5 separate regions of the Homo sapiens genome follow, and regions 1, 3, 4 and 5 are each linked to region 2. A link is a contact called in ENCODE Hi-C or POLR2A ChIA-PET data. All regions are on one chromosome and are shown on one strand. Each heading gives the region's core, a stretch centred on a gene start or an enhancer-like site at or near the end of the contact. The rest is flanking DNA. Distances are from core to core; before and after follow the strand shown.

The links. Hi-C counts contacts between places; a loop is a spot of excess contacts on that map. ChIA-PET counts read pairs that join two places held with the same protein, here RNA polymerase II (POLR2A). Pooled maps may share reads with other maps.
Region 1: a loop to region 2 is called in a map of B cell, with 13 times the contacts of the local background. The contact joins the promoter of CTSZ here to the promoter of ZBP1 in region 2. A Hi-C loop is called at or near these places in 1 of 168 maps with a recorded cell type or tissue (B cell), 7 of 37 single-sample maps with no recorded cell type and 5 of 50 pooled maps.
Region 3: a map with no recorded cell type shows a loop between it and region 2 (5-fold over the local background). The contact joins the promoter of NPEPL1 here to the promoter of ZBP1 in region 2. A Hi-C loop is called at or near these places in 1 of 37 single-sample maps with no recorded cell type and 2 of 50 pooled maps. POLR2A ChIA-PET finds 5 or more read pairs at or near these places in 1 of 52 experiments (activated B cell).
Region 4: a loop to region 2 is called in a map of B cell, with 7 times the contacts of the local background. The contact joins the promoter of GNAS here to the promoter of ZBP1 in region 2. A Hi-C loop is called at or near these places in 3 of 168 maps with a recorded cell type or tissue (B cell and naive thymus-derived CD4-positive, alpha-beta T cell), 4 of 37 single-sample maps with no recorded cell type and 9 of 50 pooled maps.
Region 5: a loop to region 2 is called in a pooled map, with 4 times the contacts of the local background. The contact joins the enhancer-like site here to the promoter of ZBP1 in region 2. A Hi-C loop is called at or near these places in 2 of 50 pooled maps.

The regions. Positions count from the first base shown.
Region 1 is chr20:59,005,430-59,008,514 of GRCh38, reverse strand. CTSZ (cathepsin Z) reads left to right here and starts at 1,261. Exons shown (of 6, transcript NM_001336.4): 1 at 1,261-1,529; 2 at 2,030-2,193. The coding sequence starts at 1,387. RefSeq lists enhancers at 8-87, 228-337, 358-517, 1,198-2,009 and a silencer at 978-1,577.
Region 2 is chr20:57,618,979-57,621,678 of GRCh38, reverse strand. ZBP1 (Z-DNA binding protein 1) reads left to right here and starts at 1,253. Exons shown (of 8, transcript NM_030776.3): 1 at 1,253-1,417. The coding sequence starts at 1,384. RefSeq lists enhancers at 1,004-1,293, 1,424-1,473, 2,554-2,663.
Region 3 is chr20:58,691,424-58,694,386 of GRCh38, reverse strand. It overlaps NPEPL1 (aminopeptidase like 1), which reads right to left and starts at 1,587. Exons shown (of 12, transcript NM_024663.4): 1 at 1,337-1,587; 2 at 465-650. The coding sequence starts at 1,486. It overlaps STX16-NPEPL1 (STX16-NPEPL1 readthrough (NMD candidate)), which reads right to left. Exons shown (of 23, transcript NR_037945.1): 10 at 2,825-2,963; 11 at 2,607-2,663; 12 at 465-650. RefSeq lists enhancers at 1-8, 1,449-2,154 and silencers at 1,072-1,161, 1,182-1,261, 1,292-1,451, 1,462-1,951.
Region 4 is chr20:58,890,057-58,892,670 of GRCh38, reverse strand. GNAS (GNAS complex locus) reads right to left here and starts at 1,250. Exons shown (of 13, transcript NM_000516.7): 1 at 806-1,250. The coding sequence starts at 944. RefSeq lists silencers at 93-182, 1,053-1,272, 1,283-1,782, 1,843-1,992.
Region 5 is chr20:56,438,268-56,441,282 of GRCh38, reverse strand. All of the region lies in intron 2 of CASS4 (Cas scaffold protein family member 4), which reads right to left. Among named protein-coding and RNA genes, the nearest start is that of CASS4, 28 kb to the right of the region's middle. Within about 2 kb of position 1,407, at least 11 of the 41 ENCODE cell types and tissues checked have a DNase peak (open chromatin) inside an H3K27ac peak, as active enhancers do.

The DNA of each region.
Region 1 (3,085 bases), core at 12-2,511, 1.4 Mb before region 2:
CCACTCCTTTTATGCCCAGAGGTTGGGAGGCCTCGCTCCCACCCCCACCGCCAGCTCAAGCTTGGGGACTTCTCCCAGGATGGCCACCCCACCCCGCCTTCTGATGACTGATGGACACTAATGGTTTCCATGAGCGACTTGCCAAACAAATAAGAGACACATCAGTAGGTAGAGCCCCGGGGCCACACTTTGCCTCAGTGACCACTTTTTGGGGAACAAGGACTGAAACTTCTGGGCTGACGAAGCAGCTCTCCAGCCTTGCTCTCCACTCGGACAGTCATGCGGGGATTCCATGGCCACCTCAGCGCTTCCGGGAATGGTCATGGAAGCTTCTGGAAGTCAGGAGGCAGCCACTGTGACTTCCCCTTGCCCACGTGGCACGCTTGGAATGTGGTGAGTGCCACTGAGTATGGAGAGAGTCAGGCAAGCTCATCTGTGGGCCCTGTGCCAAGGGCCCCCAGCAGGGGCCTGTCAGGTCGCAGCCCAGAATGCCGGGCCCTGTTCTTACCAGAGAAGAAGGCCATGGTGTGGGCCCAAGGGCCATGACAAACAGAGGGGCCGCAGGGAGCGAGAAGCCCTCCCCCAGTTACAAAACCACGTCCTGGGGGGCCACTTCTGCTTTTGGTTCCTCATTTGACTAAGAAGAGTTTCGTTAGCAGAAAACCTTTTCAAGGCGTCTTTGGAAGTCACATTGGATAACTCCTGATGCCTGCGCCAAGTGGAATCTTCCTTTGGGGCATTTTCTAGAAGGATCCCTCCTTCCTTCTCTGCAAAAGGGAACCGTCCCCCCGAAAGGGCCTGGGCCTTTGGGAAAAGGGGTTTAGAAAGCCAGGCGCGGGGACCCTTCTTTGGGGGCGGTGGCCGCATCCCAGGATCCCTTCCTAGGGGAGGCCTGGGCCCAGATGTGAGGCTGGGGGCCTCTCCCCAGGGCTCAGGGCCCCAGGAATGCAGGGCCAAGGGGGCCCATGAGCCTGCGGCCCCCCACCCCGAAGCCAGGAACCCCGGCAAATGAGTCCAGCCGGACAGTCCCGCGCTCAGGGCGGCGGCCGGCGGCGGGGTCAGGCTGGGGTCTGCCCGGCGACCTCGCGCCTGGCCCGCGAGTTCAGGTGCCCCGGAGCCAGGGAGGGAGCGGGGCGCGGAGCCGGGCGGGGAGGGCAGGGGTCACCGGGCGGGGCAGGAGCAGCGATGGGACAGCCCCGCCCCGGGGGAGTGTCCCGGCCTGGCCGCCGCAGCCTTAAGGGCCGGGCGGGGCAGGGGCCCAAAGTGCGGGGTCGGCCGGGTGCTGGGCCGAGGCCGAGGCCGGGGCGGGATCCAGAGCGGGAGCCGGCGCGGGATCTGGGACTCGGAGCGGGATCCGGAGCGGGACCCAGGAGCCGGCGCGGGGCCATGGCGAGGCGCGGGCCAGGGTGGCGGCCGCTTCTGCTGCTCGTGCTGCTGGCGGGCGCGGCGCAGGGCGGCCTCTACTTCCGCCGGGGACAGACCTGCTACCGGCCTCTGCGGGGGGACGGGCTGGCTCCGCTGGGGCGCAGGTGGGCACCGGCGGGGAGGCAGCCCTGGGGGGACGGGAGGCCCATCGCCCGGGCCAGGCGCGCGCTCTGCCTCCTGGGGGCCCTGCGTCGCCAACAGGCCTTGGAAGGTCAGATCCAGCCGCTTCGTTTTGGGGGTCGCTCCTTCTCTTCCACATCCAGGGTGAGCCCTGATGTTTGTGGGGTTGGACAAGCCCCACCTGGCCAGAAAGCCAGGCCAGCCCCACCTCCTCGGCCTCTGGGGGTGGCCCTTACGGCGCGGCATGGCTGGGGGAGCAACCCGGTTCCCTCCTTTCGGGGGTGCCCTGCCTCCTTCACATTCTGAGAGCGCTGGAGCCTCCTAGTGTGAGGTGGGCCCACACCTGGCTCACCTCTGGTGATTGTGGCCCCACTCCCATGCCCTCAGGTGTTGGGAAAGGCGGGAGGGCCCTACCGAGGGCTTCCTGGGCCCACGGCCCCCGGGAGCCCCAGCACCGATCTGGGTGGGGATGATCTCTTCTCAGCACATACCCCCGGCCTCATGAGTACCTGTCCCCAGCGGATCTGCCCAAGAGCTGGGACTGGCGCAATGTGGATGGTGTCAACTATGCCAGCATCACCCGGAACCAGCACATCCCCCAATACTGCGGCTCCTGCTGGGCCCACGCCAGCACCAGCGCTATGGCGGGTGAGTGGCCGCCCTTTGACTGTGGGCCAGGAAAGCCCATCCCGGCTGCCTGTTTATAGGCCCAGGCAGCTCAGCCCGCGGTTCCAGGGGCCTGTGATTCAAGGCCAGGTCAGCCTGGGCTGGGGTGCTAAGGCCGAGGAGCGCGGGCCTTTGCCCTCTGCTGAGGTGACCCAAGCTGGGTCATTCTGGGGCTTTTGGGTGACAGGCAGGACTAGGACTGAATCCCAGTGACAAGTGGCTGCCAGGTGCCCTCTCTCCCCCAAAGCTTGTGACCTCAGCCATTGGGATAGAAACAGAAATGCAAAATCACTGAGTCCCCAGGCTGTATTTGAGGATACAGAAGTAAACTGCTTCTCAGCACAGATGAAAGCCTGTCCTGGGCTTGGAATATTGGGTGAGGCTAGTTGGCTACAGCCCATGGCCTAACCTGGTCACTACCTCCAGCCTGGTGGGTTTCTATCTTAGGCTTTTGGCAGGAGTAGGGTAGGGAGGCTCTTAGCAAAGAGGAAGGGGAAACTAAGGCCCTCCCTATCAACGAGGCTGCTGCACCCTGCTTTGGGAGAGAAGGCGGGAGAAGGGACAGCTGCAAACCAGCCCCAGGCCCACCCCACAGCATTTGGAAGGGACTCTGCTATCCCCTCTCCAGTCACAGCACAGGGTCCAGGAGCCTGGATTTCCCCTGGAGATGGGACTTGCGTGGCCTGGGAGTTTGGCCCATGAGCACTGTGGTGCTGTTGCCTCTTCCCTGGCCTTGGTCCTCATGGGTCAGGCCTGCTGTACACCCATGTGAAAAGGATAGACTACAGTGTGGCTGCCGCTGTGGGCCAAGGCTGGGGGACATGCGTTTGCGTGTGCTCCATCTCACTGACGCCTCCTCAATGCCATGATTGCT
Region 2 (2,700 bases), core at 4-2,503:
TGCATTCCGAACCACTCGGCTGCTGACCCCAGGCATCTGACTCTGGAATTAATAAGCAAGTTTTATGATGAGGCGGGGAACTCCACGCCATCTGTGCACTAAGGGTGATTCACCAGTGACTTCTGGGTGTTATAGATCAGGAAACACAATTGGGGAATGGACAGGACAAGCTCTGTCATGGACTCTGTGTGGCCTTGGACAAGTGATCTTGCCTTTCTAGCCTCAGTTTCCCCCCTGAGAAGAAGACAGAACTGGCCCCTACCCTGTAGATGGGTTGGAGGAGCACTTGAGATTGGAAAACGCATAATAGGTGTTCATTAAAGAGGCTCACATGGATACACACAAGAACAATCTCAGGGCCTTCACGCACCTAAATGTTCTGCCCCTAGTGTGGGCAAGGGAAACAAACTGGAAGAAGACAAGAAAAGCCACTGAGAGCTGGGGACGGTGCCTCTGTAGCACCTGTGAGTCCCCGAGGAGGAAGTACTACAGGAACCAGCGGGGCCGGGCGTGGGGGCTTGCGGCTGGAATCCCAGCACTGTGGGAGGCCAAGGCAGGCAGATCGCTTGAGCCCAGGAGTTTGAGACCAGCCTGGGCAACACGATGAAACCCCATCTCTACAGAAAATACAAAAATTAGCCGGGCATGGTGGTCTAGGCCTGTGGTCCCAGCTACTAGGGAGGCTGAGAGGTGGGAGGATCGCTGGAGTCCGGAAGGTCGAGGCTGCCGTGAGCCGTGATCACGCCACTGCACTCCAGCCTGGATGACAGAAACCCTGTCTCAAAAACAAACAAAAACACAGAAACCAGATAACCAGCCCCAGCCCCTCACATCATCAGAGTGATGCCACGCCCTGGCATCCCCCTCCACGTGGTGCATGCTCTTTTTTTTATTTTTATTTTCTTCAGTTCTCTGATGCTGATTCAGAAAATAAAAATGTAGAGGTCCAGGTGGGCTGTGCCTGGAACGGGGAAGGTGAGGGAAGTCCTCTGTCTCAAAGGCCTCTTCGGAGGACGCTCTGGTCTTGCCAAGTTTACAGCTCCTCCCTGTCAACATCAAGTCAGGTCCCCAACTCTGTCTTGCTCATCCACCTGGCTTCCACTTTTTTTTTCTTTCAAAAGACGAACAGAGAAGTTTCATTTTCTTTTTCTCCTGAAACCGAATCTGGCCGGCCTGGCTAGGCATCTATTTCCGGGCTGTAAGCAGCTGACACCTGCCCAGTGGAAGCTGGCATCCCTCCCCTTGTGGGTTCAGAGCTGCAAGAAGCACCAGGCTCGGCCACTTCAGAAGCCCCAGCCTCGACCTAGCCCACCCTCTCAGGGCCACAGTGCAGAAGCCTGCACACCTGCCAAGTCTCTCCGACTCCTTGCAGCTGCTGTCAGCATGGCCCAGGCTCCTGCTGACCCGGGCAGAGAAGGTACAGTACTTCTTCCTTCCAAGGACCAGCGGTAGCTCCCGGGGTGAGATTTCTACTTCTCTTTCCTCCTGTTTCGCTTGGTCCAGATCATGATGACAATAGCAGTATCCTAAAGAATAGTAGACCAGCTGGGCGTGGTGGCTCACGCCTGTAATCCCAGCACTTTGGGAGGCGAGGTAGGTGGACTGTTTAAGCTCAGGAGTTTGACACTAGCCTGGCCAACATGGCGAAACCCCATCTCTACTAAAATTACAAAAATTAACCGGGCATGGTGGCGCATGCCTGTGATCCCAGCTACTCGGGATGCTGAGGCTGGAGAATCGCTTGAACCCGGGAGGTGGAAGTTGTAGTGAGCTGAGATGTCGCCATTGCACTCCAGACTGGGTGACAGAGTGAGATTCCATCTCAGAAAAAAAAAAAAAAAATAGAAAGGGACAGCATAGCCATCCCCCTTTGACAGCTGACTGTGCCCCAGGCACCTCGAAACATGCTTTCCAAGCATTTCCTGATGGCCTGCAGGGACAAGTGCCATGTCATTCCCATTTTATAGATAACTGAGGCCCTGAGAGGTGAAATGACACTCTCAGGGTAACACAGCTGGCGAACGCTGGTGTTAGCGTCTGAACACCCATGTCACAGTCATATCGAGAACAAAGCGGTTTGCTTTGATGAGATACATGTGTGCCTTTGTTCCCCCTTGTTGCATCCTTTCCTCAACTAACATTTCATTCATTTTATTCCTGGAAGAGTTGCAATGAAAGCCAATAGTGTATCGAGTAATTGCTGTTCTCTAGGGTCTCCACTAAGCGCTGTGGACTGTAGGTGAAGTGTGGTTTTGCGGTTTGGGGGATGTGTTTGTTTTGTTTTTAATCCTCACCACAATCTTTGAAGTAGTTATTACTGTCTCCATTTCACAGAAGAGGAACCTGAAGCCGGAGGGGAGGTCACACAGCTAGTAGTTGGCAGGGCTAGGAGCTCAAACCCAGGAAATCAGCCATCAGAATTTTAAAAAACCAACACAGAGTGTGCCCCGGGAGGGCTAATGTCAGGGTGTGGCCCAGGAGCCGGGCTGACCGCGGAGGTCCTGTGGAGCTTCCTCTTCGGGGACTCACGGGTGCTGACGCAGGTTCCGGACTCAGCCCTCGCTGGCTTTTCTTGTCTTCCTCCCCAGTTGATTTTCCTTTTGTGACCAAATTGTTGCCTACACCTGCTCCATTTTACAATTTCCCATTTTCAGACACAGTAGCCTGGGACTCAGCAGTCGAGGCCAGCCCAGGGCCAGT
Region 3 (2,963 bases), core at 338-2,837, 1.1 Mb before region 2:
GGGCCGCCACCAGGGAGTGCAGGGAGCTGCTCTTTGAACGCCTCCGGAACATCAGCTCCCTGGCAGGTGACATCTAGACAGAGATGTCCCACAGCAGCCGCCACCCCATCCCTCAGGTCATCCCCGGAACCATGGGACCACCATTGGTCATGCTCCAAGAGAAATAACACATTGGCCACCAGATGTCAACAGCCTGACCAGCCATGAAAATGAGGGACAGAGGGACAGACACAAAGTGGGCCTCAGGAAATCTAGGTTTGAGTCTCTGATTTGCCACCAAAACTGATCTGGGGCAAATCCCCGCGTCTCTCTGGACCTGTTTCCCTGTCTACAGAGCAGGGATGATAACGTCCACAGCCCTCTGGGCGTGCGCTGCAGTCTGAGCAGGGCTGTGAGCTCCCCAGGCCCGAGCTCACCGCTGCCCGACTAGGAGCACCGTGGCTGCCTCCTCTCGAAGCACTCACCACAATGCAGCGATGCGCTCCGGGCGGCAGGCAGGTCCGCACCAGCCGCGTGATGAAGTGGGCGGCCGAGGGGCTGTTGTGCCGGCTCACCCTGCAGGGCAGGGCAGCCACGGTGGCGTAGTTCAGGTAGAGGGGACAGCTGTCCGTGGGGTTGGGGTTGAGCGTGCTCAGGGCAGCCTGCCAGAGCTAGATCAGAAGGGAGAGACAAGACACAGAGGCTTCAAACAGCGGCCACGTGCCAGGAGGCCCTGCCCTGCAGCCACGGCCACAACCACTCCTGCAGTCCTGGAAGGGCACTGCGCAGCTCCCGGCCACCGTTTTCCCATCCTTAGGGAGATGTGTCGCCTCTCTGCAGAGCTAACTGTCTCTAGGCTGGCTCGCATCCCCCTGGTGGGATGAAGCCACCAAGCCTGGAAGGGCCAGGCTGGGGGCTGCTTTGCTTCCAACACTCGGATAGGGCTTAGGCGGCTTCCACCAGAGAGGGGGCAGGGGCCAGGTGTCCCCAAGGAAAGGCAGCTGGGGACACTGCCATGGGAACTTCTGGAAGCCAGGGCCTGTCGCCAGGCGGGGCCGACGCGCGGCCCTGGGAGCGGCCACGTCTCCCCCCCCGCCGTCCGCAGGTGTCGCGGCCTCGCGGGGCGCAGGGCTGGGCTGACAGGAGGACCACCGCGCCGCACCGGCGACGGGGCCTGGGGCTGGGCCTCCGCGGGCGAGGACTGGCCTGGCGGCTGAGCCCTTCAGGGAGGCGGCCCGGCCTCGTTGGGCCCGGCCCGGCGGCGGCGGGGGTGCGGCGGGCGAGGCGGGGCCTCCGCGGGCCGCCCGGGCCTGGGCTTCCGCGGCGCGGGTCGCATGGCGGCCGGCGGCCCGCTCACCTCCTCGGTGACCCGGGGCTGCAGCTTCCCGCGGACGTGGCTCCAGGGCACGCGGTGCAGGTGGTGCAGCTGCCCGAGCAGCAGCAGGGGCCGGCTCTGTGGGTCCGAGTCCCCCGCGCTCGCCTGGAACTGCAGCCCCACGTTCGCCATCTTCCTGCCGGCCCACGCCCCGGCCCTGCCCGGCCCGGCCCGGCCCGCCGCTCGGCCCCCTTCGCCCCGCTCCGGCCCGGCCTCGGCACCGCCCCGGCCCTGCCCGGCAGCCCGCGGGCCCCGCCTCCCCCGCCGCTCCGGGCTGCTCGCGAGACGTGCAGGGCCCGCCCGGGGCGCGAGGGGGCGCCGGCCAGGCCGGGCGGAAGGGTGCGGGCAGGCCCGGCCGGGCAGGCCCGAAGCCGGCCCCGAGCAGGCCCTGCCGAGTAGGGCCCGCGCGCCCGGCCTCCAGCGGCGCCGCCCCTGGGCCTAGCGGCCCTGCCCAACACGCGGGGCGACGTGGCCCGCCAGGCAGCGCCTCCCGGACGGGCCTGGCCTCCAGTGGGGCCTGGGCCGACGTAGGCCCAAGCCCACCCGACGCAGTTCCGCCCGGTCAGGCCTCAGGCTGGCCCCAAGCAGGTCCCCCGAGGTCCCTTAGCAGCTGCTTTTGATCCCCAGGGACCCCGCACCCTGGCCACCCATCAGTTAGGCCGGAGGGGCCCAGTGACTCTTGGACCTGAGTCAGGTCCTTTTGTCCCACTGCCTGGCATGGTGGGTACAGCGTGGACGGTCACTTCCTCCTCACTTAATCGGAGGTTCCCTGGCGTTTATCAGACCCCGCTCTGCCAGGCACTGCCCTGGATGTGAGAGGGTGACAGGGACGTGGCTTTCCATCCAGGGCACTGCTGCTGGGATGGCCAGTTACAAATCCAGGCACTGCCTGGCTGCATGGGGGGCCTTCCCGCCCACCCCTTTGCAAGAAGGGTCATCTGGCACAGTCTAAGCAGGAAAGGAGGGACGAGATGAGACGAGGAAGGAGCAGGGTGACCTGAGTCACCTCAGTCGCCTTACAGGGGAGGAAAGGCCATCGGGGGTGTGGGGCAGGAGCCGGGTGGTGGAGGAGCCAGGGGTGAGCCTTGAGTGGATGGTGGAGGCGGAGGGTCCCACCCACAGGGTCAGATGCAAGGGTCAGGGAATGACGATGCATTGGGGAAGCTCCACCCAGGAGTCATTTAAAAGCAAAAATCTGTTACCCAACATCCTGATTGCTCAAGGGCCTTTGGTTGGTACCCTCCTCTGTTACCTCCATGTAGTTCCATAAGCCACTCCTGTTATTTTGAGTTTCTTCTTCATAACCAGCCTAAAAATGAAAAAAAAAAAAAAAAAAAAAGAAAAGAAAAAAAGAAAAAAAAGCACTGTCAACTCCCTGGCGTGGTGTGAGAGGTTTTCCACCACTGACCTCCCAGCTGGCCCCCTAGCTCCCTAACTTGTAGCCCCGGGAGCCACAAGCCAGGCTTTCACCTTCCCTGTCCACAGGCTCCAGGTCTGTCTGCTCAGCTCTGAGCCATGGTCCCTGGCCCCTTGGAAACACCACAGACTAGAGCTTCAGCATCCTGAAGGCAGGTCTTTTTGACTTTTTGTTGTTTTTTTTTCCTCCAGT
Region 4 (2,614 bases), core at 1-2,500, 1.3 Mb before region 2:
CCGGGACACGTCTGCTCCGCGCACACACAGTCAGTCGGTCCTGCCCGAAACGCACCAAGTCGCGCCCAGCGGCAACCGCCCTCCCTCCTCCCCTCGCCGCCCCCCTCCCGACTCCGGCGCCACGACTCCCTTGCGCCCCCTCCCCCCCACTGCACCACCTTTACCGCTCCGATCCTTTCCGAGGGGCTGATGTCACCAGCCCCCCCACTCTCCTCGGCCACTTCTCCCCGCCAAAGCCTCCCTTTGGCGAGGCCCCCTCCGCCACCACGGCGCCCCCCAGCGTCACCCCCTCCTCTCCTCGCCCCTTTCTTCCCCTCTTTCCCTCTCCCAACAAATCTCACACCCCACGGAGGCGGGTCCCCCTCCCTCTACCCGCCACCCGGTTTCCTGTCCCCGAAACCCTCTTTTTGTCGCAGTCTCCGGAGCCCCATGGGCTCCCCCTCCCCCTCCCCAACACGCACCCAAACCCCTGGCGTCGTGTAGGCCTCGCGGAAAAAGAGAGAAAGAGAGAAAGAGGGGGAGAGCGAGAGCGAGAGCAAGAGAGAGACACTGAGCGGGCAGGCCGGGGGAGGGGGACCCGCGCCCGCGTCGCCACGGCCCCCCGCCCCGTTTTTGAGCCCCCGCCCGGCCGAATCCGCGCCCCTGGGTCCCCCTTCCGGCCTCGCCCCCCACAGACAGAGCCCGCGAACGGGCGGGGGGCTCGGGAGCGCGCGCCCGGGGCGGGGGGCGGGCTCGGCGCGCGCGGCCTGCGGGGCGCCCTTCGAGGGCCCCCGGGCCGGGGCCGGCGCCCCCCGCCCGCCCTTACCCAGCAGCAGCAGGCGGTGCGTGGCCCGGTAGACCTGCTTGTCCTTCTGCAGCTGCTTCTCGATCTTTTTGTTGGCCTCACGCTGCGCCTTCTCCTCGTTGCGCTGGTCCTCGGTCTTACTGTTCCCGAGGCAGCCCATGGCGGCGGCGGCGGCGGCGGGGCGCGGCCGGGCTGCGGCGGCGGCGGGCGCGGGCGGCCTCACGCGGGCCGGGAGGGCCGGGGCAGCGCCGGGCGGGCGGGCCGGGCGCGGGCTCGGCTCCTCGGCAAGGAGCGCGCGGGGCGGACTGCGGGCCGCGGGCCGCGGGGCGCGCGGACGGGCGGGAAGGGGAGGGTGTCGGTCGGACCGAGGGGCGCGCGCAGCTCCCCGCCCCTCGAGCCGAGGCCGAGGGGGCTGATGGCCGCCGCCGGGCCGAGGCGGACCAGAGCAGGAGCTGCGGGAGCTGCTGCCGCCGCTGCCGCCGCCGCCGCTCTTATTGCCTCGGCCGGGCCCCCGCCGCCGCCCCGAGCCAAAAGCGCCGCGGCGGGCGGGGGGAGGCGGGGGGAGGAGGAGGCGGCGGCGGCGAGGGGGGTGGAAGGAGGAGGAGGAGGAGGAGGGCCGAGGAGCGGCCGCGGCGGCGGCGGCGGCTGGGAGGGCGGGAGCCGGCGGAGGGAGGCGGCCCCCCGGGAGCCCGGGGAGGGGGTCCCTCCGCCCGCGCCCGGCCGGGGACGGGACGGGCCGGGGAGACGCCCCCCACCCCCCGGGCTCGGGCAGCAGCCCGGCTGAGCCGAGGGGGGAGAGGGGGCGTCTCCGCGCCAGTGACGACCCCTCGCACGACGCCAACGCTCCACCCCCCGGACCGCGTCGCCCGGCGCCCCCGAGGCCTCCTCCCCCTCCCGCGGGCGCCGCCGAGGGGCTGGGGTGGGCGGAAGGGGAGGGAGCGCGCGCCCGGACTTAGGAAAATTTTCGAAAGAGCGAGAGACACAGAGAGCCAGAGAGCAGGAGTGTGGAAAAAGCGAGGCGAGCACGAACCAAAGGACAGAGCAACCGAAAAGGAAAATGTGTCCACACACACACACGAACACGAATAAAAACCCACACTACACAGCGATGGTGGTGTCTGGTGGCGGTGGCGGGGTGGGGGGTCTGACTAGATGAGCCGCTCCTCGCGCCCCCGGCGCCGGGCGCCATGGCCCGAGCCGAAGGCGCCTCTGGCCCCGGAGCGCCCGCGGCCTCTGCGCTTGGCGCGGCCGCCCAAGTAGGAGAAGAAGGCGCAGCCCAGGAACACTCGGAAGCAGCAGGTCGCCCCGAACACGAAGCCGCAGCCGCGGCCCTGCTCCGTGCGCTTCTGCAGCAGGAAGTTGAGCACCCACGAGGGGCTGCGCACCGAGAAGACCAGGAACACCACGAGGGGCAGGTGGGCGCTCAGCGCGCCAGCCTTGAGCGGCCCGGGCCGCCACACGATGCCCCCAACGCGCGGCGCCGCGTAGTAGGCGTCGTCCTCGTCGCTCGAGTCCGTGTCCCAGTCAGCCCAGGCCCTACTCGTGCCCCCGGCGGCGGCGCCCTCCTCGGCGCCCCCGACGGCGCCCTCCTCGGCGCCCTCGTCGTCGTCGGCGGCGGCCGCGGCGGCGGCGGCCTCGGGGCATCGGGCCTCCTCCTGGGCTTCTGGCACCTTCTTCTTCTTCTTCTTCAGCATCTTCTCCATCTTCTTCCTCTCCTTCTCCTTCTTCTTCTCCTCCTTTCGCCTCTGCTCCAGCAGCTTCTTCTCGAGCTTCTTGCGCTCCTTGTCTGTTAGGAACTTTTCGGGGAGCGCCTCCCGCGCCGGGTTCTTG
Region 5 (3,015 bases), core at 158-2,657, 1.2 Mb after region 2:
GTAGCTCACGCCTGTAATCCCAGCACTTTGGGAGGCTGAGGTGGGCAGATCACCTGAGGTCAGGAGTTCGAGACCAGCCTGGCCAACATGGCGAAACCCTGTCACTACTAAAAAATACAAAAAAAATTTAGCCAGGCGTGGTGGTGGGAGCCTGTGTTCCCAGCTACTTGGGAGGCTGAGGCAGGAGAATCTCTTGAACCCAGGAGGCAGAGGTTGCAGTGAGCCGAGATCACGCCACTGCACTCCAGCCTGGGTGACAGAGCGAGATTCTGCCTCCAAAAAAAAAAAAAAAAATTTTTTTTTTTAAGTAAATAAATAGGAAGGGAGGGAAGGAAGGGAGCAAACTTGTAGGTAGGGCAGACATGGAGGGAACTTAAGGAAGGAAAACAAGGCAGGAAATTCCCCTGGGGGGTTTTACTGTGGCCACCTCAAGAACTCTGCTCAGTGGTTAAAGGGACCCCCCCTGAATTTCCTTGCGGTTTCTGTTGTTTGCCACAGCCTGCACAAGCAAGGCCTCAAATGGTTGATGCACTTAACATCAAGGACAAATCTCATTGCTAATGCCCTGATCATTTTTCAAAGTTAAGTTTCAATAGTAAACTCATCTTTCCTTTCACACGGATGTCAGTCTAGCAGTTGATAGTGGACTCCATGTTTTTGAAACCTTGTGTTGTGTTTGGTCAATTTCATTCATGCAACAGGTATTTACTAAGTACCTTGTAGGAGCCTGTCATTGTATTGAGTGGCATGAGCAGGGAGGAGGTGCCAGCCTTGCCAGCCTTTTCTGTGGATCAGAAAACTTAACTGATTGTGAAGTGGTCTTCGAGGGTCCTCTGGTCAACCAACAGAGGACAGCGCATCTGTTTTCCTTTCAGGGAGAGGAAGGAATTGCTATTGATTTTTTGTTTTTTCTTTTCATGGCTTTGGAAGAAATTCAAGTTAACTTCAGTTAATGTCACTTGTTGTTCTTAGAAGAAACCTCAGCAAAGCTCTGCTCCGAGTCAGCTGCTCAGACAGCAGCTGAGCATGCCAGGCCTAGATCGGGGCCAGTTGTTCCAGAAAAGAGAGTTAGTGTCCACCTCATTGACTGCTTCAGAAGGCGCCACCAGCTTCCTCCTGGTGTTTGTAGCGAGTGCCTGTGCTGGCAGCTGTTCTATGTAACAACTGTCTGGTTCTATGTCTTGTAGCCCAGGGAGTTAGAAAATGTAAAGTATTCAAAATCTTCTAAGGAATCAACACTTTCCTGTTTGAAGACAACCTTGGAAGCTGGTGTGGAGAAGGCCTGAATGGTGAGTAGCACATTCCTGGGGCCCCCACAGCACATGCCTCAGGGAGCTTGGCCTTTCCCTGCACACAGACCTTGCCAAGACCCTCTGCCAGAGCTGTGGCCGGGTGGGATGTGTCATGGGAGCTGAAAGCAAAGCATCTGATGGCAGGAAATGCCTGCAGTGACTGAGGCCTGTGCACATCTGCTCTACATCTCAACACCTCATGAAGGCCAGGGCTTTGAGGGAAATAGCGCATTCTTTTTCTCCTTCCTTACTTTAATTCTTTTCCTTATTAAAAAAAGTTTTCATTCTGCATTTGTTTTATTATTTTTTAAGACAGGGTCCCGGTCAGTCACCCAGGCTGGAGTGCAGGGGCGCCGTAGTAATAATAGCTCTCTGCAGCTTCAATCTCCTGGGCTCAAAGGGTCCTCCTTCCACAGCCTCCTGAGTAGCTGGGACTATAGGTGCCTGCCACCACGCCTGCCTAATTATTTTTTATTATTATTAGTAAAGATGAGGTCTCACTATGTTGCCCAGGCTAGTCTCAAACTCCTGGGCTCAAGCAATCCTCCTGCCTTGGCCTCCCAAACTGCTGGGATTACAGGAATGAGCCACCAAGCCTAGCCCATTCTACATTTAATGAATGCTCTTTTTCCTCTGTTTTTAAAAATTGATACTTTAGGCCAGGCATGGTGGCTCACACCTGTAATCCCAGCACTTTGGGAGGCTGAAGCAGGAGGATTGCTGGAGGCCATGAGTTTGAGGCTGCAGTGAACAGTGATTGCACCACTGCATTCCAGCCTGGGAGACAGAGCGAGACCCAGTCTCAAAAAAACAAAATAATTGATATTTTAAAAAGTTACAGATGTCATACATGTTCAATATGACATAAAAATCAACTTCCTAATTTGTTTGTTTGTCAGATATGTATTGAGCACCTACCCCAGGCCAGGCCTGGTCCCACGTGCTGAGGACACAGGAATGAATAAAATAAAGGCCCCAGCTTACTGCTCCCTTTCTCTTTAACCAGTTCCCCTTCCTTGGGGTAACTATGCCTGGAGCATGTTCTTCTCAGTCTCAGTGTGAGAGCACACATGCACATACACACTCACATACAGAATTCCTTTTTAGAGTTTTTTGTTTGTTTGTTTATTTTTGAGATGGAGTTTCACTCTTGGCGTCCAGGCTGGGGAGCAATGGTGCGATCTCAGCTCACTGCAACCTTCCCCTCCCAGGTTCAAGTGATTCTCCTGCCTCAGTCTCCCGAGTAGCTGGAATTACAGGTGCCTGCCACCATGCCCAGCTAATTTTTTGTATTTTAATAGAGACGGAGTTTCACTATGTTGGCCAGGCTGGTCTCGAACTCCTGACCTTGTGATCTGCCCGCCTCCGCCTCCCAAAGTGCTGGGATTACAGGAATGAGCCATTGCGCCCTGCCTCTTTTTTGAGTTTATATCTGTTTGGTTTTTGTTTAAATAGATCTTTCTTCCCTCTTATAAATGCCTCATTCTTTTTTTAAACAACTGCACAGCAGCTTGTTGTGGTGATATGCCAAGATATGTATAACCAATCCACTGTTAATAAACATTTAGGCCTCTTTGAGTTTTCTATGCCATAATGGCTACAGCCTCCTCATCCAGACATATATTTGCCTGCTTGTATATTTCCATAGCAGTTCTAGAAATAAAATTTCTGCATTGAAGGGGATATACTTTTTTTTTTTTTTGAAAACAGGTTCTCACTGCCA